Regions from separate parts of the Homo sapiens genome. Here region 1 is linked to region 2. The links are chromatin loops, found by intact Hi-C in ENCODE. Cell type or tissue: heart right ventricle. All regions are shown on one strand. Each heading gives the region's core, and the rest is flanking DNA. Links, peaks and the distances in the headings are about the cores only. Region 1 holds the start of PLN (phospholamban). Region 2 holds the start of LOC124901387 (a long non-coding RNA gene).

Region 1 (9,953 bases), core at 1-8,000, 240 kb after region 2:
AATTAAAAACAAAAGATGAAGCACAAAGTGTTAATGACTTTTCCATACCTAAAGTAAGAAGTTCTAAAGTTTGGTTGTGATAAGACTGAGACTGTGGCTAACCAATCGAAACTTCAGAATTCCTATGTGACATCATAAGACCTCCCTAGAACACTTTTTCTCCTCCACCTACTGCAACTGTTCCCATAAACTGGGTGACAGAGTCAGAAAACTCCCCAGCTAAACACCCGTAAGACTTCATACAACACAATACTCTATACTGTGATGATCACAGCTGCCAAGGTAAGAAACAGATTTCGCTGACTTTGGTAATTCTTACTTTCTATAATTCTTAATTCCTATAATTTCTATAATCTGAACTTTTAAAATGAGTTAATTTTATGAATATCAGTTCAATCTTAGGCAATAAAATGACATGACAAAGTGCTTAAATTTATAAATGCTTATCCATTTAGTGACAGGAAAAATGAGACAACTTTGAAATGAAAAAGGTCATATTCATCTTTGATCCTGGTTACTGGTTTGTCATTTAAATTTATCTTTCACTTTTATTTTGCTTTTCAAATGTGAATTTCTGCCAATTAAAAAATCTTCCAATTATGTTACCATATTTGGTAGTAGTGGTTAATTTCTCCATGCAAAAACAATGACTTAATTTTGTTATTTATTGCTCTGCTGAGAAACAGTGCAGAACTGAGCTATTTACATCTGAACTAATATGAATAGTCATTTGACTACAACATGCACATTATCAGCATGCCTATTCCAATATTATCATAATTTCATACAGTGAATAATGAAATGGAGTTTCAGAATATATAATACAAGCTACTTTTAAAGTGCCCTTGAGGATGTTTCCCCTCTAAAGTCCAGTCAACTTTTAACAAACATTTCTAAAAAAATTCCATGCTATTAATAAATTGAGTTACTGATATTAAATTCAATATTGTATCATAAAGAAGTTTAGAAATTTTAAAACAATGTTCACAAACACAAAAAATCTGACGTTAGAGAATAATTTGATACTTTAAAAAGTTATTTTGACACACGAATATTCTTAACTATCTTATTTTCACACAAATTTGATTAAATGGATTTCTGCCTATTAATGCCTATAGTTTTGTCAAGTTATTATCCTCCAGTGGTACTCCATTTCCTCTCTCGGATTTAGAAAGAAAGGAAAAAATAAAATAAATGCCAGGAATGGAGATGCCACAATCAATTTTATGACTTCTGTTTGAATTCTACCCTATTCTTTATGTTACAATCCTCAATTTAGTAAATGAAACGTTTCCTCATTCTTAGATCTCTGTCAGGGCATACAGAAAATTACATATATTTTATTTATTTTGATTTTCATATTTCATATATATGTTAAAATAAAATTTATCTCTAAAATTCTCAATTCCTATGACAAATGTTAATTCTATTGCTCACTACAAATAAGAACTTTGTAACTCTGTAAGCAGCTTTCCTTAAGACATAAAAAAACATAATTTTTGTCTACCACTGAGGTATCCTAATTGTGTCTCCATATCTCTATACTCATATTTTTCCTTTGATAGTACATAAAAGTCATTCAGTGTAGGTGTCTTATGTTATTTGTGCATTTTTATTCAAATATCTATCAAATTACATTCTCACACTTCAAATTGGGTGTTCACGAGTTATTTTATTGTATCAGAATTTTGCTATATCACATATTACTCTAAAAAGTACACATACTTCTGGATAGAGCAGAAATTATATTAAACTTACCCTTAGCTCACTAGTATGTCTCAGTTAACAGAAATTACAGTTACAGAGACTGCTAAAATTTCAAATATAATGTGGTAGTACCATACATTGTGTCCCAACTAGTTCATCTATACCTTAAGGTGCAAGTTAAGTATTATCTTTGTTTATGAAGACATGTGGTTTCAAAGTAAGTGCTAAAAAAAGTGTTAGATGAAATCAAATGGAAAAAATATGAAAGATGTTTAAATTAAGAAGCATTAAGTTTTAAAAACGCATGAAAGAGCCAGAGTACTTGCTTTACTAAAAGGCGTGACAGCACTATCATTTCCTAAAACTCAAATATCAAATCCATTTTATTTGTATTTTAGTAGGCATAAAGGAAAATGATCACATTTGGGTATATAATCATATCTTTAATTAGTGAGATTAAGAAATAATAAAATATTGCATAAATACAATAGTTTCAGAAAATTTTAATGTATTTTAATGTTTTAATGTACTCATTACACATGTACACTAAATTATGTAATATATTAAATTTTTAATTAAAAAACCTAAAGTCTAGTTACCTCTCCAAATTAGACAATATATTACCAATCCCAGAAATGAGGAGGGCCAATGAACACTTCTTTTTTATTCTTAAAGAGCAATTTCCTAATATACTCGTGTACACAAATATTTCATTTGGTCCTCTTAATTATATATTTGATACTGCATCCCTATTCTACAATTTAGGAAAGATGCAAAAAGGTGAACTGCTCAAGATCACAGAACTAAGAAAACAGGGAAACCTTGGCAGAAGTTTAGGTTTTGTCACTAAGCCACATGCACATCCTCTATATACTGATCAGCATGGCTTAAAGTAAACCATGACACTGACAAACAAAATTTGAAAGCCCCCAAATACTGTAAATGATATTCTAAAAGGCAAAAGGCAAATTCAGAGAATACAAACTTCTATTTTAATTAAAAGCCATTCCACTCCATTTAAATTCAATTTATGCATAGCATTACATTCTTAATAGTCTAAATTATATTCTACTGATCATTTTCAAAACCAGAAATATACGAAAATTACAGATGCCCTTAGTTATTAAGCAATACCTCCTGGAAGGCAAAATTCAAACTAACTGCACAGACTTTAAAAAAAATAACACACCCCAATCAATCAAAGTTTCCTTTTATTTGTTTCATTGCTAAAATACTCATGCCTTCAATTCATCTGATACCTAAAATCCAAGTTAACATCTCCTCAAAACTTTCACAAAAATCACATTTCGATACTTTATTCTAGGTTCCCTAGAATCAAGTAGTCTCTTTGTACAATTTCAAAGTTCTTACCCAGAGTAATTCTGAAGCATGTGTTACCAAATAAACACATGAAAATGAAGCCTGGATGTACAGCATACTCATAGTCAACTGAGGACCTCTAGTGCCTTTGAAAAGGTACTCCATCTTTAGTTTTCAACCCCCAACCCCCGCACAAAAAAAAAGGTTGACTAACTCACTCACATTAATAGGGGGTATATTTATTAAGTGGCATTCATTTTAAATCCTTAAGACTTTCTCAATACTACCTCCCCATATTCTCTTCCCCCAGAAAAGATTCTGAATTTCCAACTCCTACAGGGTTAAGAAGAATATTTTACTTGTAAATACACTTGTAAAGCATTGTTTCAATATTTAAAAAACAATAATGAAGGCAAACCTACAGACAATATAGCAACAGCAATAAGCTAAATTGTCAGTTTTAGAGAGAAAAATATCTCTGTGCTGTTGTTTAATGAATTCTCCTCAAGACAGAGCTTTAACATGAGAAGCACTTCATTATGGGTCAATTTAGGAATGAGAATATATTGATTTTTATGCATATACAATTATTTTCATAACCAGACAGAAGCAGCTTGAAGATTCTTTCAAACAGCCAGTCTGGACCAACAAAGCTCTGGAATGTTGCTACCACAAAGTAACTTCAAATAGAATGTCCAAGTTTAGTATTAGGCAATCTCAAAAGGAAAATGACTCCACTGGAGTGAACTTTTGTAAGCCAACAGATTCATCGTAAATCTAATGATGAACTGTCCTAATTTATTACCACAAGTCCAAAAAAGGGTATATGCACATTCACTTATGGCTTATCAGTGGAAATGTCAGAAAGTAGTAGAAAAATAAAATTCCAAACAATCCAAATATAGACAAGTCCTGTTTATTCAATCTATAGAAAATTCTAATCTTCTAAACCAATTAGATGGAAAAAACATCCTAGAGTATATCAGACTGTAGCCTTAGATATTACTTGAATTCAATTTAATAAAGTATTTCTTCAGTACTCCCATGTTTACTAAAAGAATAAACAAAATTAAAAGGAGAAAAGCAAAATTCTAAATTCTACAAACATAAAGAATCCCAGGAATTTATTATTTCAGCAAAAGGAATACCACCAAAAATACTGAAGTTTGAGAAGTTCTGCAAGAAGTGAACATACTTAAAGTATAGATGGAGATTAATGCTCAGCATATACAACATCATTAAAGTATCAATTGTCTAGCAAGTCATAAAGCAGGCCACCAAAAGTTTTCAGAAGACTATTGAGGTTCCTTCCGCACAAGAATGCATCTGATATTACATTGCTAAAACAGGACTCACTGCAGACAAAGTAAGGACTCCTGAAGGAGTTGATATATAGTAGCTTCCACCAAACATGTTGCCTAACATGGTATATGACATTAGTCAAAAGATTAGAGTTGCCTAATGGCTTTTCTATTTCCTTCTTCCACCTCAAAAAAAAAACCAGAATACCATCTTGAACTTGATTTTTTTTTTAATTTCCAGCGTTACTTTTCTTGAGGAAAGGACGACAACCAAAGGATTTATAAATCCCACAAAGAATAGTAAAGAATTCTTTATTTTTATTCTTCTCATTCCCCTAAAAAGTAGAGTAATCATGGATCCACAGACATAAGATACTCTGTGGATACTTTCCTGCCTCTGACATGTAACTCAAGAGACAGGAGTCTGGCATTTCTACACCCAAACTCCTAACAAGCACCTTTCATGTTTTCAATACTCTTGATTCTAGGGCCTAGAAGACAATTTGATTTTAAAATTCATCTATAAATGAATACCACTCTTGTGTCAAAACAACCAATTTATATATATTGTCATTCTTTTAATAAAAGGGTGGAGAGCAGCTTCAGTTTCCATGGTTGTTTAGGCCATATACAAGTTCAGAAAATCCCAAAACTATTTATGATTAGACTAACAGAATGCTCTAAAAAGATCAGATAACATGAAAATAAAACTAAACTATTTTTGTATGCTTTCCATCGAAAAAGTACTCTATTAAACAGCTTAGCTGTTAAGAAATTAAAAAAAAAAAAAAAAAGGAAACTCATACAGTGGTTGTCAGTGCAGAGAAGAGAATGATAAACATCTGACAACCATGCCATAAATTATAATGTAGTAAAGGTCACAGACAACTCCAAAAATAGGATTCTGCTGTTCCCACAACAAAGGTTTTCAATTCTCAATGTATGACAGGAAGCCCCATCTTCTATGGATAAAATCTGGCCTAATTATCATCATACAAATGTTGGTATTCAGTAGAACTAGGATTCCACACATTTCAGATGATAACTGTAAAAAATTGAGCCCAATAAATTAAATGTATATCATTAACATTTTAGCGTGTAAAGCAGATTTAAGTTTAGGCATAAAATCATAAAGTAGTTACAAATAACTTTAGGATTATGGCATATTTCTAAATCTGACAAGAAACAGGATACTATTTTTGGTCATCTCCTTTACACCCAATTTGTTTCCAGAAACAAACTCTTCTTTTTCAATAACAGTTAGCTGTTGTAGGATTATAAGATCATCTTTAAAGTATGTTAACTATGCTTTAAACAGTAAAGAGCTCATCTCTTTAGGGCATATCTCTGTATTTCACAAATACTAAAAACCCATTTATACAAAGCCTAGTTCAGGTTAATACTGTGTTAATCAGGTAACCATTAATTTAGGTGAATCCTCTAAGCCTCATTTTTCTCACCTGTGATAGAAAGAGACTTGAGGAAAATATTAGAGCTTACATGTCCAACTAACAAATTGTTATTAGAACTAGTTAATCTGTCAATCACAGCATTATTTTTAAAATTGTTTAACTTATTATTAAAAATGAGGGCCAGGCATGGTCATTCACACTTGTAATCCCAGGAATTACCTGAGCTCAGGAGTTTGAGACCAGCCTGTGCAGCACAGTGAAACCCTGTCCCTACCAAAAATACAAAAATTAGCCAGGCATGGTGGCGCACACCTGTGGTCTCAGCTACTCAGGAGGCTGAGGCAGGGAGATCGCTAGAGCCTGGGAAGTTGAGGTGCAGTGAGCCACGATTGCACAACTGCACTCCAGCCTGGGTGACAGAGCAAGACCCTGTCAGTCATTCATTCATCCATTCATAAAAACAATTAATTAATTAAAAATGAGATGGGGTCTCATTATGTTGCCCAAGCTGGTCTCGAACTCCTGGGCTCAAACATTCGTCCCGCCTAGGCCTTCCAAAGTGTTGGAATTATAGATGTGAGCCACCATGCCCTGCCCACAGCATTATTTTTAATTAACAATTTTCTAATAGTTTTAGTCATAAAAATCCCTTATTTAACTTTAGTGATTTATTGAAGCATACCAATTATGCACTAAGTACTAGGATACTAAATAAACACACAGTTTCTTTACTTCAGAAACTATCAGTCTAGCTGGGGATACAAACATGTAAATTGAAATTGTGCTATAATCTGACAGATATCCTCATATAGATAACACTAAAGCCCTATTAAAAACCAGTAGAGGTGACAACCAATTCCACCTTAATAACTAATGAAAGGTTTCACTAGGAAGTGATATTTAAACTGAACCTTAAGAATCAACTGAAGCTTGCATGGCAGACAATCAAAAGGTGGAGAACACATTCCAGGCAGAGATAGAACAACATGTGCAAAGAACAAAATCACAAAAGGGAATGGAGTATTTATGGAAAGGTGACATGTTTCATGTGACTGAAGTACAACTTACCAGTGTCAACGTAGGGGATGACTCCTGTATATGCTTCATGATAAACTCCTGGCCAACTCCCTCCTTTCCCATGTTTTGTCTCAAAATAATTTTTAAAATTTCTGACCTTTTAAGACCACTTAAGCCCAAAAACCTCACAAAACCATATGTTCAAATAGGAATTACCAAGTCTAATTATTATTCCTTTCTTAACTGTATTCTGCTACACATCTTCATAAAAGGTGACTACTCGGCCAGGTGCAGTGGCTCACGCCTGCAATCCCAGCACTTTGGGAGGCCGAGGCGGGTGGATCACGAGGTCGGGAGATCGAGACCATCCTGGCTAACATGGTGAAACCCCGTCTCTACTAAAAACACAAAAAAATTAGGCATGGTGGCGGGCACCTGTAGTCCCAGCTACTCGGGAGGCTAAGGCAGGAGAATGGCGTGAACCCGGGAGGTGGAGCTTGCAGTGAGCCGAGATCGTGCCACTGCACTCCAGCCTGGGCAACACAGCAAGACTGTCTCAAAAAAAAAAAAAAAAAGTGACTACTCAAATATAAATAAAATCTTCCCATAATTTTCCAATCCACTAGATCTACAATAAGCAAATATCAACATAAGCAAATATCAACATAAGCAACTTAAAGGATGAATCTCAATAAAGAACAAAAGAAAATCTATTTATATTTTACCTGAAGAATTCAAACAAAAGTCATTAAATATATGTCAAGTTTAAGCTGCTATGTCCCTTATTTTTAACTTTTGTTTTAAGTTTGGGGGTATGTGTGAAGGTTTGTTACACAGGTAAACACATGTCATGGGGAGCTTGTTGTATGTATTACTTCATCATCCCGTTATTAAGCCCAGTACCCAACAGTTTTCTGCTCCTCTGCCTCCTCCCATCCTCCCCGCTCAAGTAGACCCCAGCGTCTGTTGTTTCCTTCTTTGTGTTCATAAGTTCTTATCATCTTGCTCCCACCTGTAAGTGAGAACCTGTGGTATTTGGTTTTCTTTTCCTATGTTAGTTTGCTAGGGATAATGACCTCCAGCTCCATCCATGTTCCCGCAAAAGACATGATATCATTCTTTTTTATGGCTGCATAGTATTGCATGGTGTATATGTACCACATTTTCTTTATCCAGTCTGTCACTGATGAGCACTTAGGCCGGTTCATGTCTTTGCTATTGTGAATAGTGCTGCAATGAATATTCATGGGTGTATGTCTTTACGGCAGAAAGATTTACACTCCTCTGGATATATACCCAGTAATGGGATTGTTGGGTCGAATGGTAGTTCTGCTTTTATAAGCTGCTATTTTCTAAGTAGAAGTGTTATAGACAACCTAAATAACAGCCTTTAGCCACCTGTTTAGACAATGAAGAATATATGCTAGAAAAATACAGGTAGTTAATAACTCTTTAAGGAAAGAAAATTTGATAGAAGTTGAGTGTTTGGAACTCCTTGCTACAGACCAATATTATGAAGGGGGACAGAGTCTCAAGCCAAAAATGCCCAGTCTACTATATAATTCAGAATATAATAGACCCAAGTTGAACACTACAGAATCTAAACACCATAAACCATATGGTTTCTTTGCCAAAGTAAATGCCGGGTTCTAACTAGTCATGCCTGATACTTACCTTCCCCTTTGCCATTCTTTCAGCACTTCCTTCTGCTCCCTTCAGCACTTTCCTCTCTCAGGAATGGGCTAACAGGTTGAGATGGGCTTTTATGGGATGTATAAAAGGACTTAGGAGAAAATAAAATCTGACACCTGGGGTAAGGTAGTAATATGTTGATTAACAATAATATATCAACAAATGTTAACAGTCACTATGTCTGGCAGTTAATTACTGACTTTTTTTCTCCGTTTTTCATTTTTCTTATTTCAAAATTGACACATAAGTATACTGATTGAAAACAAAATGTCCCCAAGTGTTAATAACGATTATCTCTGGACAGTTAATACAGTTAATTTTCAGTCTATATATAATTTTTCTGTAATGACATGTAAATTCTTATTTTATTAATCATCAAAGTATAGGCCCCACAGGCAGCAATAGCTTGTGGGATCTCTGAAAGAAGGCATGATGGAAACTACTACTATTAAGTAGAAGTCTGTAAATAGGATATGTCTGTGGTAGTGAGATAATAATAATTACTATGTGTTCCAAGCTTGACAGTCTTCAGTACTTAACATCAAATCTTATTAAAATGTTACTTAAGATAACATTCTATAAAACTATAAAATCATAAAAAGGAATAACAATTTGAATCTATATTTTTGGTAAAACACTTCCCATTTAACACTATTTTATTTTAGATTAAAATTAAGATCCAGGGAACAATTTGTTGTATGCATTTCCTTTTTATGAGATTGGCTCTGGAGCTATTAATACAGTGACTGATCAAACCAATTACATCTACAGAGTAACAGATTTAAAGAAACTATATGTTAGAACTTTTACCCAAAAGAATAACCCAAAACAAGCTGTACCTTAAACCAAATACAGCAGGTCCTCAAATAACATCATTTCTATGTCATTTTGTTATAACATTTAAGTATGTGTGGGGCTTGCATATTCTCCCCACATCTGTGGGACTCTGGTTTCCTCCCATATCCCAAAACAGTGCACATTAGGTTCACTGGCATGTTTAAGTTGTCCTGGGTTGAGTGTGAGTGTGTACATGAGTGTATCCTGTGATGGAGTGGCCTCCTATCCAAGGTGGGTTCCTCCCTCCTTGAGCTGCTGGGATTGGCTCCAGCCACCAGCACCCCAAACCAGAATAAGAGGGTTGAAAAATGAATGAATGGATGAATACAAATTATTATCGAATAAAAATTGGTAAAGTCTACGGTGATCATACAAATGCATGACAATAAACGCTATGGCACAAAAGCACTCAGAGATCCCACCGTATTTGAATTGTTTTTGATCTGCATGGAGCTGGATGTGCTCCTGACAATTTTCATTTCTCAAACATGATTCCATGTTTTTAATAGACCACCACAACCACTGTTACTCACTGATTCACCAAATACTGGGTAATTATCTTTGTTGGCTTTTTTTTTTTTTTCCTGGGACAGAGTTTTGCTCTGTCACCCAGGCTGGAGTACAGTGGCATGATCTGGGCTCAATGCAACCCCTGCCTCCTGGGCTC
Region 2 (17,384 bases), core at 4,577-12,576:
TAGTACTTCTCTCATTAATTGTGAGGCATAAATGAAATAGTACATGTAAATCATTTACTGCAATATCCAGCACAGTGAATATTCAACAAATAATGCTGTTATTAAGGCTAGTAGAATTGTTAGTACAATCAGCCCTCTGTATCCATGGGTTCCATATCCATGGATTCAACCAACCATGGATTGAAAATAATTAAGGGGAAAAAATTACATCTGTACTGAACCTTATACAGACCATTTTTTTTCTTGTCATTATTCCCTAAAGAATACAAAATAACAACTATTTAGATAGCATCTGTATTGTAGTGGGTATATCGTAGTGGGTATTATATGTAATCTAGAGCCGATTTAAAGTATACAGGAAGTCATATGCAAATACTACACCATGTTATATGAGGGACTTGAGCATCTACAAATTTTGGTATCCAAGGAAGATTCTGGAACCAATTCCCCATGGATACTGAGTGATGGCTATACTTGTATTTCATGTTCTTCACACTTTTAAGTATTGCAGAACTTATGTATTGCTAAAACACTATATGAACATTTGTTACTTTTACCCATTTTTATAATCACAAAACAATAAAGTTATTTTCAGTTTGAAAACAAAGCTAGCAATCCCCTTGAATAAGAAGGAACTCTAAATAGGAATCTTTGCCATTGAAAAAATGGACAAAATTATAACAGACACTGGTTAGAAGATTAAAATGGTTTATGATCAGTTTTAATTGACAAATATGAACAAAAAAGTCTAAGTTTTTCATTGTTTCTGTTTTGACTATTGTTATATTTAAGAACTCTTCACTCATTAGATTGCTAAGTACTAACTTACAGTCATATGCCTGGTTTCCTTCTCATTTGAATTATTTTAGAATAAAATTTTATTTTTTAAATAAGTACATTATAACCATTCTGTGAGTCCTCAGCTTTAGCAATGTGACTGAATTTAATTAGAATGTACATGTTGGTGATCAGTTTCACACCCGCTTCCTTCTGGATGCTCATGAAACCAGACATTCCAGGTGCAGGAATGTAGCTGTGTTCCATTGCTCTGTGGAGGTTTCCGTAGTTATGAATTGTACTGGTGTTTCCTTTGTGTTCCAACCAATTCCATCTTTAAATGAAAGGACTGGCTTTATGTTGGAGGTCAGGACTAAGTTCCAGGATGACAGAGACCTCATAGGGCTCCTTCTCTGCTGGGTGCTGTGTCTCTGATGCTTACTGCAGAGCCTGGCACAGTAGGTGTTTGGTAATTATTTTTTTAATGAAGGTTTATTTTCACAGGAAACATTGAAGTTTAATCTTCCACTTTCTAGGCTGAACATTATCTAGAAATTTTCATGTTGGAAGCCAGAAAGCTTTTGATAAATGTCAACTCTATGTCTCAAGTTGATGAAACCAGCTGAAAAACAAAAATTCAGATCCCACACAATAGTGAGCCACTGTTTTGATTCATTCTTTGATTGAATTGATAGATTGCTTAGGGAACATCTCAAGGGAACATGGAAATCAGAAAATGAGTTCAATACCATCATAACTGTATGCAGTGTTAAGGGGGGGTATGAAGGAATGGAACTCACATTAAAGGCTTAACATTTGGTAAGAAATTTATTTGTAGAAAAAATAAATTTTAATATTATAGCTAATATTTAGATTTATTTTTCATATCATCCCACATTAAATTGTGAAATTAGTCATTATCACATACAATGTTTAGGCATCTATATTGGTAGCTATAGATATAGATATATTGGTAGGCCAGCAGTCAGCAAACTTTTCCATGAAGGGGCAGATTATAAATATTTTAGGCTTTGCAGGCCATACGGTCTCCATCACAACTACACAACTGCCGTGGACATGGCTGAGTTCCAATAAAACTTTATTCACAAAACCAGGTAGATGCCAGATTTGTTAGTTTTCTGACCCTTGATGTAGACTGTAACTGTCCTTGCAAGCTTTTCTTTAGTCTTTGGCACCAGGAAACAACCATTTCCTCAACAAAGTGTGTCATTAATAAAGCTGCTTAAAGGTTGAAGCTATACACAAAATGTTACAAATTTCTTTGCACTTCAAATGTGCAAACTTGTTTTCAAAGCCAATTGTAATTATTTCTACCCAGTTTTAAGTGAAGTGTCTGCCCCCTATTTGAGTTCTTGGTGGCATCTAACGCCGTATCTATTAGTTTTGTTATAAGGATATCTGTAGCATACACACAATGCTGTGAAATATCTTCAGTTTAATAGTTTATGGTTTTCACTACTTACGAGGAATGAGTGGGTACCAATGCAAACCAGTAGCCCTGAGCTAAGATGTGTGAGAGAAGGAATGTTAAAGCAGTAGCTTATAAAGAACAGTCAACTATTTGGGAAGGAAACGCATGGGAGACAGGGAGAGCATTCTAAACTGATTTCACACATATAGTGCACCCCAGGAGGAACCATTTCAGGAAGTAACAATAATATTATCAAATTAACTTTTCCCAGAATCATATATCCAGAGAAAAGAGACTGGTATACACACAGGCTAATTTTACAACAAAGAAGTCCTTTTCAAGTTACAGGTCTTTTTACAGCTTGGTGATGTCTCACCATGCCCATCTTCCTCAAAAATACATAGACACATATAGATGGTTATGAATATATTGGTTCATGAATGTCAAACTTAGGGGACACCTCTAGATTTTGAGGGCAAAAATTTGCTTACATAATAATAGCATAACTCAAAGTTCACTTTGTTTTCAAGTCTTAAGACATTAGACAATTTAATTTTTATGATATTAATAGGTATAAAGTTTAATTTTAAAAAGGAAAAAGAAACTAGCAATGTTATTGAATGTCTCAGTTACATTTTTTCCTACTACCCCATGGATTTCAAGGAATATACAGTACTGTGAAAATTCAATAATAATGACATTGTTAAGTTTTAGTATGGAATACTTTGAGCCCAGTGCCCATACTTCTCCATGATACTCTGGAATTTAAAGGTGAATATTGAAGGCTATTTGCGAGAAGGTAGCAACTGTTTATCAGGAAACAAACAGCTTATTTAGAAAAAAAAAAAAACATTAAACCCATAATATGATTTCTTTTTTGACAGCTGCCATTTCATAATATTCTTTACAAATAACTTACTCATCTACTTATTTCATTTTTTTGTCTTTCTTGCCACCACCAGGTACATGAAAGAGAAAGAAATATAGAATTCCAATACTGATGCAAGGGAGCTCATTTTTCATTTTGTCAAGGGGTTTCCTCCTTCCCACAGCCATGATAGTATTTCCTGATGATTGTTCATTGCTATAAATTGAAAAAGAACAGCTTCCAAGTTTATCAATAATCCATTAAGGGTGTTCCAACAGAAGTTGAATTAAAGTTGAGTCCTTCCCCTATGCAAAAGAAAGATAGATTGCCCTTAGAAGCTTGAGTATAGGGAATGGAAGAAACAAAAAGAATTACTACTTTGTAATGCAGCTAACAAAGTAATTAGGAGAGAGGGAAGAGAATTGGGCCAAGGGCCAAGGCCTTTGGGCACTGTGTAAGCTGTCACTACAAGATCTGAGACCTAGGTGTACTGCTAAACCTCCTAGTAGTACCTACTAAACCTCCTCACACCTCCACCTTCCTTAGCATCAAGATGCTTATCATGGTACTCTATGCTTATCGTGGTACTCTATGCTTCTCTGAGGGGTTGGTGTTTTAAAAATGAAATGATATATACAAAAATACTTCGGAAGCAGTAGACTACAGCTTTGTTTGCTAAGATGATCATACCTAATTTAGAGTTGTTACTCATTATGCTTTCCTGAATATTGTTTTCTTAGAATAAGAGAGAGCAAGCTCTCTGGTGTCTCTGCTTAAAAGGACACCAATCCTATTGGACCATGGTCCCACCCTTATGATTTCATTTAACCTTAATTACTTCCTTAAAGGCCCTGTCTCCAAGTACAACCATATTAGGGGTTAGGCTTCAACATATGAATTTTGGAGAGACACAATGTAGTCCATAGCATCAAGGATAATCTCTCATCTCAAGATACTCAATTTAAGCACATCTGCAAACACTCTTTTTCCAAATATTGTAATGTGTATAGGCTCCAGGGATTAAGATGTGGATGTCTTTTGGTGGACTATTTTTCAGCCTACCACACCAAGGAAGTAAAGTGAATTGCTAGAGTTACTCATATATGCTCATGGGTGCTCAAACATGATTTGTGCCAATGCAGAGTAGTTGCTCAAAATTGATAAACAATGTAAACAGAATAGAAAATTATGAGGATTCCTGTGACTTATGTAATTATGCATTATTAAAAATATCTCACTTGGGAAGCTGAGGCAGGACTGCTTGAGAACAAGAGTTTGAGGCTATAGTGTGTGATGATCTCACTTGTGAATAGCCACTGCATTCCAGCTTGGGCAACATAGTAAGACTTCATCTCTTAAAAAAAAAAAAAAGAAGAAGAAAAGAAAAGAAGAAGAAAGAAAGAAGGAAAAGAAATCTTGAAATAAACAGGTCCAAACATGGAGTCTATAAGCCAGAGGTTGATTATTTGCACTGATGAAAATGCCTTCTATTCCAGATGGGTTGATTGTTCTGTTCTTTTTTTAAATAGCCAGTTCCATAAATGCATTTGCAATTCAAATTGATTTGTGGTGAACTTTTCAGAAAGGCATCTGAGGAAGATTTTTATACCAATCTTGGCTTTAGAATTTACTCTTCGTGATGTAAGGATAACAATCACTGACATTTGTTTAACATTTAGTATGTGGCAAGCACTATACCAAGAGTTTTATATCTCATCTCATTCGATGCTCACAATGATTTCATATAGCAGGTGCTATTATTGTCCTTAGTTAACTGATGAGTGGCCTGAGGCTTGGAGATGTAGGGAACTTGTCCAAGACACAGCAAGGAAGAGGCAAACAGGCATGTAAATCCCATGATTTTGATTCTAGAGCTCATATCATGAAACACCACTTGATATTCCCTGAAAAATATCATTAAACATTGCACTTCTAAAACTTACACAGAGAGAAATTGTTACAAGTTTACATCACAGTCAAAGATCTTTAGTGTCACAGATTGTCATTATATTAGCAGAGAAACAGAATCAACAGGAATGTGTGTGTGTGTGTGTGTGTGTGTGTGTGTGTGTGTGTGTGTGTTCAGAGAGAAAGAGAGATTGATTGATTTTAAGGAATTGATTCAGGCCATTGAGGGCTGACAAGTCCAAAATCTACAAGGAAGACCCAGCGGGATAGAAATCCAGGAAAAAAGTTGTCTGAAGGCAATCTGGAGGTACAGTTTCCTCTTCCTGGGGGGCCCTCAGTCTTTTTTTTCAAGACCTTCAACTGATTGGGTGAGGCTCACCCCACCCACATTATGGAAAGTGATCTGTTTTACTCAAAGTCTACTGACTTAAATGTCAATCTCATTTTTAAAATACCTTCACAGAAACATCTGTTTTGTCCAATACCTAGGTACTGTGTCCCAGCCAAGTTGACTCATAAAATTAACCATCACAAGTCCATCCCTTTTCAACTTGGCATCAATTTCACATGTCTTTTAAATAATACTTAATATCTAAATAAAGACAATAATAATAAGGTGCTATTTTTGCCTAACATGATATGACTATCCTGCATACAATTAGAAAACACACTAACCCTTGCCTTACAAGCAGATGCAAAGTCCTTAGATGATGATGTTCACCCTTTTCCTTCATATCCTTTAATATTATGATATAAAGTCAATATTATATAATGTTATCTTGTGTTATATAATAAAGAGACAAGGGTAGGAAGAAAACAAATATATTTGCTATATATACACACACAGAAGTGTGTTCATAACAAGGAAGAACTATTTATGACAATTACGGTCCTCGTTTCTGTAACTGGTCACATGGTTGCAGCTGGTATGTTCTTCCACTGTGGTTTCTGTATTCCCTGGTCATGGTTATTTACCTCGTGGAGTGACTCTAAACCTTCATTTCTGAAGGGTCAAGTACACTAATAGTACTGCCTGGATTGATTTATTGTAGTTTCTATTGACTTTTATCATAGGTCATGATAATCCTAAGAGATGCCCTAAAGGACCTCCTCCTGTATGCCAGACAGGCTCTTCCTTACTTCCCTGGTAAAGTAATAGTCCAGTTTCCCCTCGGTAATTAAGTTCAGCCACACAGCCAGAACTAAACTCCCTTCTTTGCCTATTGTTTCAGAAGCATGAGGAGCCCAAAATGGCCAGGTGGCAGCCTTAACTTTCAGTGCATGGAACCTTTGTTCTGTCTTCCGGCAGAAGCGTTCTTCTCTCTGACCTTAAATTTTTAAGATCAACAGAGCAAAGGTTGCAGTGACAGGAAGCATAAATTTTGCTAGTGGCTAACAGGGCTAATAGAAAATGATGACATTTCCATTTCCACCCCTTGATTCCATTGTAATGGGGCAGAAGTCTCTGGGATCTGTTGAGCTGCTACACTACCACTTCTACAAACTCAGTATTTTTCCCTGGCTTTAAAATTCAGTCTCTTACAAAATTGCTGTAGCCCAGCATGTACCTCTGTGTTTTGCAGAGGGAAAGTAGATGTCTTGTGATGCAAAAGTCCAAACGGAATGAAGGCCACTGCTCAGTGTGCCTCCCACACAAATGTAATGTCTTTTTGACTACTGATAATAAGAACGATGCATGGGAAGGTGACATAAATGAGCCATTGAATGGCCTTTGTTGTAACTGAGCCTATAATTAAACATTCCCACAGAGTAAGCCCCTCTGTTCCACTTCTGGCTTGGCTATTACGGCCTCTCTTTTTTATTGGAATGCAGAAAATAGAAATCTGTGTGAACAAGGATTTCTATCAGTTCATCAGACCAAGTGAAACTGTCTGTTTGTCATATAGAAGATAATGGCAGAAATCCATTTTTAGCTCCCGATTGCTGTATTCATGTGTGAAATTACCCACAGGGGAAGATATTTGCCTATAAAAGAGCTCTTATTGGCCTTAGATGTGATTGGCTGCACAAATTATACTGCCAAATGAATTGGTTTTGCAAACTAAACAGAAGGCCTCATAAACCAAACTGGGATAGCAGCTCAGAGCACAGCCTTGCCCTGGGTGATAGTGTAGGCACACAGAGGCCAAGGGCCATGGTTGCTACTTCTCTTTGCTTTAACAACACAATGCTTGGAGAATAAATCATTTCCCAAGTATTTAAATCTTAGCAATGATTTGGTTTTCTGATACGAATACAGAATCCATTTGGCATTCTGACTAAGGCACTCGTTTGTTTATTTTTGTCTTGATTAAATTAACATGAATTGAGATTCAAATTCTCAAATTGGAGAAAGAAGGAGAGGCAGGGGTTTGTGGGGGTCATTATTCTTACTCTCTAAAGACAACTGATTTTGGTATTTGTCAGTAGATTCTGTAGCTTTCCCATGTTTAATATTTTGCATTGAATGACCTAGAAGAGCAAAATATCACAATATTTAACCAGAAAGATTTAGTCCTTTTTTTTTCCTAACAGAAAAGGAAATAAGGAAAAAAAGAAAAAGAGGAGAAATAAGGGACATGAGAAAGGAGACAGAGCAATAATTGAGGAGTTTGAAAGTATCTGAAAAAGCTCTGGTCTCTTCTGGCAATTTATTTCCAGTTCAGTAAACTCAGAAGCCGAACTTTTGCATTTTTAATGCACTTCATAATAATAAAAATGATCTTGTTGGTCTAGTGCAGAGCCAAAATTAGGAGGTCAGGCATCAACTTGTTTGTGTTCGTTTTTCCATGGAGCCAGGTTCGTCTAGTTGTCTTGGCCTGAATAGCAATTGGCTCGGGCCCAGTGGCAATAGATCAGGACCTGGCAGAGCTTTTCGTCCCAGGGTCTTACCGTTACAGGCCACAGCTTACAGCACGCTCAGCACTAACCAACATCCTTTCGTCCTGCACCAAGCAATTGTACCCAAGCTCCAGGTATGATCCTCAGCCCTCTGAGAAGCACAGGACTGCCAAGAGTTGAGCTGTATTGTCAATGCTGAATTGTCCTCTCCCTCCCTATAAGGACACGCAGAGGGTTGGCTTCATTTCTTCGAAGACAGTTGCCGAAAGGTCCACCCTTTAATTCACATATAAAGTGGGACTCCCCTTTTAGTTATTCTTCACTATAGCAGCATTACATTGAATGAATGATTTACTCTTAATTCACGTTACTTTCATTTAGTCACTGATGGATCTTTAAAACTACTCTGGTACCCAGGACTGCCAAACTGGTAATCTTCTTCCAATTTAAACAGAATTGGGCTCATTTATTCCTTCTTGATCTAGAAGTTATGGTTAGCGTGCAAGTTGATTTATTTTCATGTGTGCGTTTTATTTCACAGAGTAGGGAAGTAAAGGACACTTTGTCTTACATGGCAAAGAATAAGCAGTACAGTTTTCACAAACTTAATTAAAAGTCTCATTTTTCCCAGGAATAATGTGCCTGTTGAAATTAACAGACCAGTCGCTCTACATGGAAATTCTCCCTACTAGCTCCGAAACCCACATTTTCTGGGCTGTGCTACATAACCTTGAGAATGGCCAATCACTGCCAGGTATTTTCCTGCTTACCCATGGTTGCATTGATTTTGAAGCAACTGTTAAATTTGCAGATTCCAAGACTCTACCCTTATAGATGTTTTCTGCCAAAGAGTTAAAAATATGGGAAAGTTTAATTACATCTGTGTCTTTTTAAAATAAACTGAATAACAACTAGAAAGGACATGGTTATTATGGTCACCTGATGGCCACATATCCTTCATATATGCGAAATACCTTTTCATCAGAAGTCATGTCTAATAACACTTAGAAATATCCTTGTATTCATTTCTGTGCAGCCCCTTATGCAGTTCATGGACCAGTTTCAACTCTTGCCATTATCATGTTTCCAAGTAGTACATCTGTTTCAATGGCAGGCTTATATCCAATAGAGCCCCAAAAGGTAACATGTCTTTTGAAGTTTAACAATAATAGCACCCTTGAGCTACGGTGTGAAATATTTGGTGTTTGCTTCCTCCACTCATCATAGATAGCCTTGGGAACATCTGAGGGCTTGAAAGCATTGGCCTTAGCTCATGTGTGGTACATGAGAAGCCATCAGGGGCAGTGTTCTCTCAGGCTACTCACAGTGCTCAAGGAAAACAAGCATTCATTATACGAATGCAATTTCAGAAGGCAGATGGTATCAGGTCACCAGAAGGGGCCTGTAGATGTGTGTGTGTGTGTGTGTGTGTGTGTGTGTGTGCGTGTGTGTATTTTTTTTTAAGAGACAGCTTACCCAGGTGTAGTGTAGTGGCAGGACCATAGCTCACTGCAGCCTCAAACTCCTGCCTCAGCCTCCTGAGTAGCTAGGACTACAGGCATGCATTACCACACCAGGCTAGGAGCCTTTAAAAGCTGTATTACACAGAGACATATGCTTAAAGGGACTCTTTAAGGTACACTTCCCAGGGAAAAAGGAAAAAACCAGGCCCACCATATAGAAGTACTTGGTACATGCATTCAATAAAAGTAGAGCTGAAACCCAGAGTCCACTTTGTGCCTCTCTAGGGATCACCCATGTTCTCCTCTGCTGACCTCTGCCATGTTTTCAGTCAAGCTAGAAAAAGAAAGTTGCCCTTGAAGCATTGCCCTCTTCTTCACATAGTCTAGTTGATGTATTTATAAATGTACTTTGAAATGACTTTCAAACCACATGGTTTTCTACTTGTATAGATTTAAGTCCATTGAAGTCATTAGTTTGTTAAAATTCAACTTAGAAGTTAAATGCCAAAAATAAAATGAAAATTTGGTCTGTGATGTGCTGAATGCCACATCAACCAAATAGCAATCAAACTGACAGGCCAGCTTTCTAAGAGCTAGGTTTAACTCTGTCTGGAAGTTAAAGAGCTTTGTACAGGCTTATTATCCATCCTCCAAGCCACCTCGTCCTGTATAATAGCTTGTGTCTCAGTCAGATTGTTTTAAGCAGCACTCGGGGATTTTCATTATGTGCAGTGAGTGCCTTCTGACCTGTGTTCTCAAAGAGATTCATGAAGGTAGAAAAAGACAGCAGCAAAGTAAGCAGTGTCTGCAGTATGATCCTGTTAATATAGGATGTATCCTTTCTCAGATTCTTAGAGCTTCCAGTTAGATAAAATGCAGGAAAAACTATGTCTGCGGCACAGAACAAACAGCATATTCTGATGGCTACAGTTTGCAAAGGAGAAGACCTCCAAGTACACTTTGGACAGCAAGCAGCCCCTGCTCTCCAATGGAGACAGCCACCTTCTGCCTGAGCTTCCCTTACCTGTAACTCAGAGACAGCTTTCAGTCCTCATATAGCATTCCAGAGAAGTTCCTGATGTCTTTCCTTGGGGAGATAGAAATAAGTATTTCTTTGCAGTTAGTAAGTAGCCTAGATTGTACAATACTTTTGTCTGGTTGATTGGTTTTTTAAATGAATGTTCTACAAGATAAGTGCACCATCCAGAATAGGGGATCATTCTATTAGCCCTGATTCAATTTTCTTTTTCTTAATTAAACTAAAAAGAAGGAAAAATAAAACTTTTTTTACTTTTTTTTTAAAAAAATAAAACCTTTCTGTCAACATTTATAACATTCAGCATTTATCCTGATTAATCATAATGCTTGCTTGACTGCTGTCTTTTTGGACTTGTATTTAAAATGAAAACTTTCTCTACCATTTATTAATAAAGCCTCTTGGGTGACTTCCAAGATACTTCCACCATATAAAATCCCATGCTATCTATCTTTGGAGCTATTTTTTGACTGAATTCCATATGAATTAAATAGAAGTGCATTAAAAATAAACTATGTGTTATTATGCTAAAGCTGTGTCCCAAGAAAACAATTCTGTAAGGAATTTCTCGCTCAACCTGATGGTTCCATGTCCAAAAAAGGGATGATCCTTTAAGCAGTACATTACAATAGCGAGGGCATTAGATTTACAAAATTTAACAGTATATTCTTTGTCATATTGATCAAGTCTAAAATCATAAATGGAGAGGAATCCAATCCTTCTACCTGGATACTCTGTATCCAATCCTTTCCTGTCTCTACCACTACATTATTTCAATTGCCAAATCCTGCCCACCCCAAGTTTATGACATCTCCAATGCCAATCCACTGATCAGCAGCCCTGAGTCTTCTATCCAGACTCTAGCTTTCTTCATTGTCTCTTCCAATTCATTGTCCTATCATACTCCTCTGAATGACCCCAGGTTTGAAGATGATTTTTGGAGTCAATGATTGTAGATTCATACTATGACTTCCTTCTTAATGGGTTTTTGTTGAGCATTTTATGTAGTAGAAAGGCACTGCATTATCTAGTTTAAAGCTAAAAAGTTTGAACTACTCCACTGGTACAGGCTGATTTTTTATTATGTTTCTTTCTTTAGTCTGAAACTTCCCCATTATTCATTCAAGATAAAAAAAAAATAGCAGATAATACTTAGTAGATGTCTACATGGTGCCAGGCTCTGTACTTGACATTGGTCAGACAAAACACAACCTCATAATCAGGAGACTATTGAAAAAAGACAATTTAGGCCAGGCGCGATGGCCCACGCCTGTAATCCTAACACTTTGGGAGGCCAAGGCAGGTGGATGGCTTAAGCCCAAGAATTCGAGACCAGCCTGAGCAACATGGCAAAATTCTTGTCTCTACAAAAAATACAAAAATTAGCCACGCATGGTGGCAGGCGCCTGTAGTTCCAGCTACTTGGGAAGCTGAGGTGGGAGGATCACATGATTCTGGAAGATTGATGCTGCGGTAAACCATGATTGTGCCACTGCATCCAGCCTAGGGTGACAGAGGTGAAACCCTGTCTCAAGAAAAAAAAGAAAAAAAGAAAATGTAATCAATGACTATATCAGATTATTATAAAATATATCAGTATTACTATGATAAAATAAGTGCTATAGTAATAACAAAAACAATAATAAGAATGAAGCTAATGTGAATTGAATGTTTACAGCAAGATAGGAACTATAAGTGTTCTACATGCCTTATCTAATTTAATATTTTAACCACCCTATAGTAGGTGTGCTTTACTGAGAAGGAAGCCTGGACCTGGAAAGGTTAAGAAATGTGTCCAGAATTGCAGCTAGAATGTGGCAGAGCTGAGATTTGAAGCCAGCTTGGTGGTTAGAATGCAGTGATAACTATAAAGCGCTCATTCTTCATCTCTCTACCTCCATATGCTGTAGTAGAGGCAGGTTCACACCTAAGATGCTTTGCTTGAAACTAGAGACGTATGGGTGGAGTTTTGAAAGTGAAAGTAATTAATAAAATATTTGAAATGATGGTAATGTTAGGAACAGACCTATTTCATTCACCGAAGTTTAAGGTAAAGGGTGAAGCTCCTGAATGTAGAATTTCAGGAAGCAAGTTTGAGTGTAAATAGGTTTTCTGAGATCATACACAACTGTACTGTTAGTGGTCTTCTTTTTATACCATTTTATTTTACAAATTTATGAATCAAAGAATGAGGCACATTCATTTTCATTGGGAAAAGTGAATTATGTCAAGTTAATTAAGTGAAGCTGTTACAAGCTGAGTCTAGTACATAAATCCATCTGAAGTAGGGTTATCATATGGTTTCAATGTGAAAAATAAAGGAATTGAGGGACAGGGTGTGGAGTGCTCTAGAAAGAAAATCAGAAAAGCATCTTTAGTCTTAGCTCCCTCACTACTGCAAAAAGAAAGAAAGAAAAAAACGCTGTAGCAGGGACGTTTAGCCGCAGGGATACCTTTTTTTATGAGCCATTTTCAAGACTCCCTTTCCTATTATTGAACTACAGTTAGAGCCATCTTTTAGCTTTGTACTATAGCCTTGTAACTTACTTCATAGAATCTCTGGGTCATTTTCCTGTTTTCCTTTCTTCCAACTTCCAATTAATTTTTGTCTTTTTAGCAGTTTTTAGTTCTTTCAGTATTAGCATTAAGGACAATAAAATTGATCCTTTTTTCCCCATGGACGCAGGATGTGGTCAAGACTGGGATATTAACTATTGACTGAAATGAGATTTGGCATGCTGTAAGTGCATTGTGTTGTTTTTGTCTATCTGTACCTGTTCGGCCACTGAGACAATTAAGTCCTAAATGGTAGGCATCAACATATTTTTCATTTCTCTTTCTCCAGTGCATAGTTCAATGTCTGATATAGAGAAGGCATATAAGAAACTATTCATTTAGTGAAGGAGTGAATGAAGGAATGAATGAACGAAACACCAGAAATGGCAATACTCATATTGTTACCATACTCTTTCCCCAGTAACTACTGAAGTAACTACTTCCAGTGTAACTATTCAAGAAGGTCCAGGAGTCATAATTTTCCAAAAACATATGTAAATTCTTGCGACTTGTGTAAACCAGTATTTTCTCTCCCTCTCCCCGCAAACTCTATGAATTGTCAAGCAAGTAGATTAGGAAGCAGAATGTTGTATATACAGTCCTGCTTGGTTTTGTTTACAGATTAGTGGGGCAGGAATGGAATGTTGTACTATTTCTTTCTGTTCAAGGATAATCTAATCTTGCAAAGATATTTACCAAAGTCAGTAACAATTCCTCTTAGGAAGACAAATAGTGTCTGAATTGGATTAAGGTGAAATGAGAGTGCCCTGATGCAGCTGTCAGTGAGCGGTTCATTGTTTATGGCTTCATTACAACCCTAAAGGGGATATCTGTATTTCTCTAGGTTTAATGAAGCCACAAACAACCAACTTTTTATTGACTGATACTGGAGATTTTTTGCTTTTAACTTGATGCATTTTAATTTGTGCTTAACTAGTTCTCGCACCATACCAGATCCTCAGATTGGCACTTTAGAGATGATTAGCTAAGTGTTCCTCTGTGTTAGCCACAGGGTCTAGGAAAGATAAGGAGAATCAATAGGACCAAGCCAGTTTATGATGAGAAAATTCATTCTCCATCAACGGTGTTGGCCAACTCATCATGCTGCCTGTTCTGAGAAGAAGCAGCTCTGCTCATGTTTCTGTGTGCCTCATTAATGTGTCAGTGGTTCTGCCCTGGCTGTCAAATGACTTTACTGTTGTGTTTTTTTAGTTTTCAGGACTTTATCTCCTGTCTTTCTTCACCATCCTCATTGGGCTGGTGCTCTACTCCTCCACCTCCACCTACATAGCCCAGGACCCCCGAGTGTATAAGCAGTTCCGCAATCCTTCAGGACCTGTTGTGGACTTACCGACCACAGCTCAGGTGGAACCCTCAGTCACCTACACCAGCCTGGGCCAGGAGACCGAAGAGGAGCCTCATGTTCGTGTGGCCTAGGGTGAGGCCCGCCCTGCCAACTGAGGCCAACTCATTGGCCATGTTTTTGCCCATCATCTCTGTATTGTACATAGAGAAAGGTATTTACTAGGTGCAGTTTACACAGGTGGACTGCAAGGTAGCAAATCCTCCAAAAGCTTGTGAAAGGAACAAGCTCAACATCACTGGAGACACAGGCTCTAATCCACCTGACTTGGAAGGATGCCTAGCTAACGTGTATCCTGATCACAACTCCCCTGCATTCATTACTGTGAAAATTTTTGAATCAAAAGCAAGTATTATTGTTATTATGATTTGTATTATTATTATTGCTGTTACTGTTATTACACCAACTTTCAGGAGGATGTTTTGTACTCCTGATGGAAACTATTGCCAGACCCACATGTAGTCAACATAAACCCCACTTTTCTATGGCAATTCACTTTTTAAGAGTCATACTTTATTTTTTTGCACAGACTATATGAGTGATGCATGCCACAGGAGCTCCACCCCTGAGAAGTTTCCTTTTCCTAGGGACCTGGTGGTTAATGGTTTCCTCTGTTACCTGTTGGATTGCCTGCTCAATAAGTATTTTGTGCTGTGACCTTTGTGGGGAGGGGCAACTGACCATATACTTCTCTATTCTAGGAATAGATATAAAAGAAACATTTTAGCCTTTTTATATTTCGATCTCTGATTACTCCAGGCCATTGCCTTTCTGTTGTGCCACGTGATTCTGCTAATCAAGTCCCTGTAATAACAGGATAAGGACTGTTCCATTACTGTGGCTTTTGGGAGCCCCCAGAAATAATATCATTTGTGTTTAGGACAATATATAATTATAAAATCTTTCTGCTCCTCCCTGTAGCCTCTCTTCAAAAACTATCTTTTATTTTTTTTCCAGATTTCCTTAGTGATAATATGGAAATTAATCAAGGCACTGGAAAAAGCCATGGTCCTCTGCCCTTTTAATTCTGTGACACCTTTTTAAAAATACACCAGCATGGAAATTACCTTTATTGTGGAAAATCATTGGTTGTGCCACCTCCTAACAAAGTCAAGGTGCTGATGTGGAGCAGTCTTTGAAAATGGCTTAATTGATTTGGCCACTTTGCAGTGGTAACAATGTCATCATTGAAAAAGTCTGGCATTTTGGTCATATTTGGCATCCATTCAATAACAGATATATTGACACGACATTCTTTTTTTTTTTTTTTTTTTTTTTTGAGACGGAGTCTCACTCTGTCGCCCAGGCTGGAGTGCGGTGGCACGATCTCAGCTCACTGCAACCTCCGCCTCCGGGATTCACACCATTCTCCTGCCTCAGCCTCCCGAGTAGCTGGGACTACAGGCACCTGCCACGACGCCCAGCTAATTTTTTGTATTTTTAGTAGAGATGGGGTTTCACCGTGTTAGCCAGGATGGTCTCGATCTCCTGACCTCGTGATCCGCCCACCTTGGCCTCCCGAAGTGCTGGGATTACAGGCGTGAGCCACTGCGCCCGGCCGACACGACATTCTTATGGACCCAGAGAATACTGCAGGATCCTGATAAGACCTTGAGTGATATGTCACTAGTCTAATCTGTTGCCCTTAAAATAGCCCTTTTTTCAAACACAGGAAATTAAGAAACACCACAGACCTCTATTATTTAGAATAGATTCTATGTGTCAGTATGTGATGTACTCTTTTAGTTTGACTGACTTCAATACCATTCAAAAAGATCCTCAATGGAGTTACAGGGTTTATAGGGGAAAAATACATGTTTATGAGACATTGGGCAATTCAAATCAACATGTGTTACATAAGCAAGCAAAGCAAAACACCAGTGGGGTCTCTGGAAAGTAAAAGGACAGACTACAGTAGAAGGACTGATCCCAGAGTGCCTGTACAAGGCCTAAATCTGGCAGGCAAAAGCATCCCACACTGTCTGTCAGCACCCACATGGCCTTTTTGCCTGCCTTCTATAACGGGTAAGTGGACCTACCCTTGGAGATAGAGAAGAAAAATTATCTTCTCTGATATTCGGATGTAATGGTCATCTCAGTTCAGCCCCCTAGGAAACATGTTTTATTTTCCATGGGGAAAATATCAGCGTTAAAGCTCTATCAAATCAAAACAACTTTGCCAACATCTTCTCTCTGCTACCTTTTAAACCAATTAAATACCTTTCTCTGAATATTTTGTCCATTCAGATCCGAAGACCTTTAAAGACTGTGGTTTTATTTTTGTGTTTACATTCCTTTGGTTTGAATAATTTGCTTGATTTATTGCATTTTTAGTATTTATTTTAAGCCAGATGTTTTCATCTTTGATTCATTTTTATGACATTAATTTGTAGACACTTAGTAAAGTCTTATGAGAAGCAAGTGGATGAAATTATCTCCAAGTCCACTCAGTAGACTGGAGTTTTTTAAAAATATAAATTTCCAAAAAGTTTGCAATCAACAGATGGCTAAAGGTTGCCATCTGAATTATTTTATAGGATATTTTAATTGACTCCATTGTATGGAAACCAAGTGTGAATGTTAAGATGAATTTGCCGTATACCCTTTATCATTCGGTGTCCTTGTACTCAGACTTTCATGTCCCTGGGTGACCTCAATGTGTTGGTTTGTCTCCATTTAGAAAGGTTGATAATATATTGAATTGTTCAAGATCAGGAGTTCCAGACTGACCCTCCAGGAAAAAAAAAATCGCAAAGAACAAATTCTTTTTCTGTGTAAAAAACACTGATCCTTTGGGAATGGGGCGGGAAATGGGAGTAGGACAACATTAACTTTAGCTGTTTTAGTTTCTGAGATTTCATAACCTCAGTAGACACCAGCAAAATTTTCAGTTTCTAACTCCACCACCAATCTCTCCTCAATGAATAAGACTTTAGCAATTTATATAGAATTTGATCAGGTAAGAGCGAACCACAATTCTCCTGAACCCTGCTAGAGATTAAGTGGTGGTTCTCACTTCCTCAATGAAAACTTGCACTGGGGACAGCGCTTGCCTTGGTCAGACCTTCCCACATCTACATACTCTCAAATACATGACCAGGTGATCAAGCAATGGAAAAATTTGCACCACCGTGTCCCAT

The links. Peaks named below come from ENCODE experiments on the same cell type or tissue, not always from the same donor. Only the 100,000 strongest peaks of a DNase experiment are listed, where the experiment ranks them.
Region 1: a loop joins it to region 2, with 2.3 times the contacts of the local background. A loop is called at or near these places in 2 of 110 quality-filtered maps.

Annotation. Positions count from the first base shown.
Region 1 is chr6:118,548,111-118,558,063 of GRCh38, forward strand. All of the region lies in intron 3 of CEP85L (centrosomal protein 85L), which reads right to left. It overlaps PLN (phospholamban), which reads left to right and starts at 186. Exons shown (of 2, transcript NM_002667.5): 1 at 186-282. In heart right ventricle, for the core only: a CTCF peak has its summit at 3,161; no DNase peak of the experiment used is centred there; H3K4me3 peaks cover 8,000 bases; H3K27ac peaks cover 8,000 bases.
Region 2 is chr6:118,299,935-118,317,318 of GRCh38, forward strand. It overlaps SLC35F1 (solute carrier family 35 member F1), which reads left to right. Exons shown (of 8, transcript NM_001029858.4): 8 at 14,094-17,384. The coding sequence ends at 14,318. LOC124901387 (a long non-coding RNA gene) reads right to left here and starts at 10,533. Exons shown (of 2, transcript XR_007059723.1): 1 at 10,314-10,533; 2 at 706-3,382. In heart right ventricle, for the core only: a CTCF peak has its summit at 9,120; a DNase peak (open chromatin) is centred at 7,837; H3K27ac peaks cover 6,874 bases.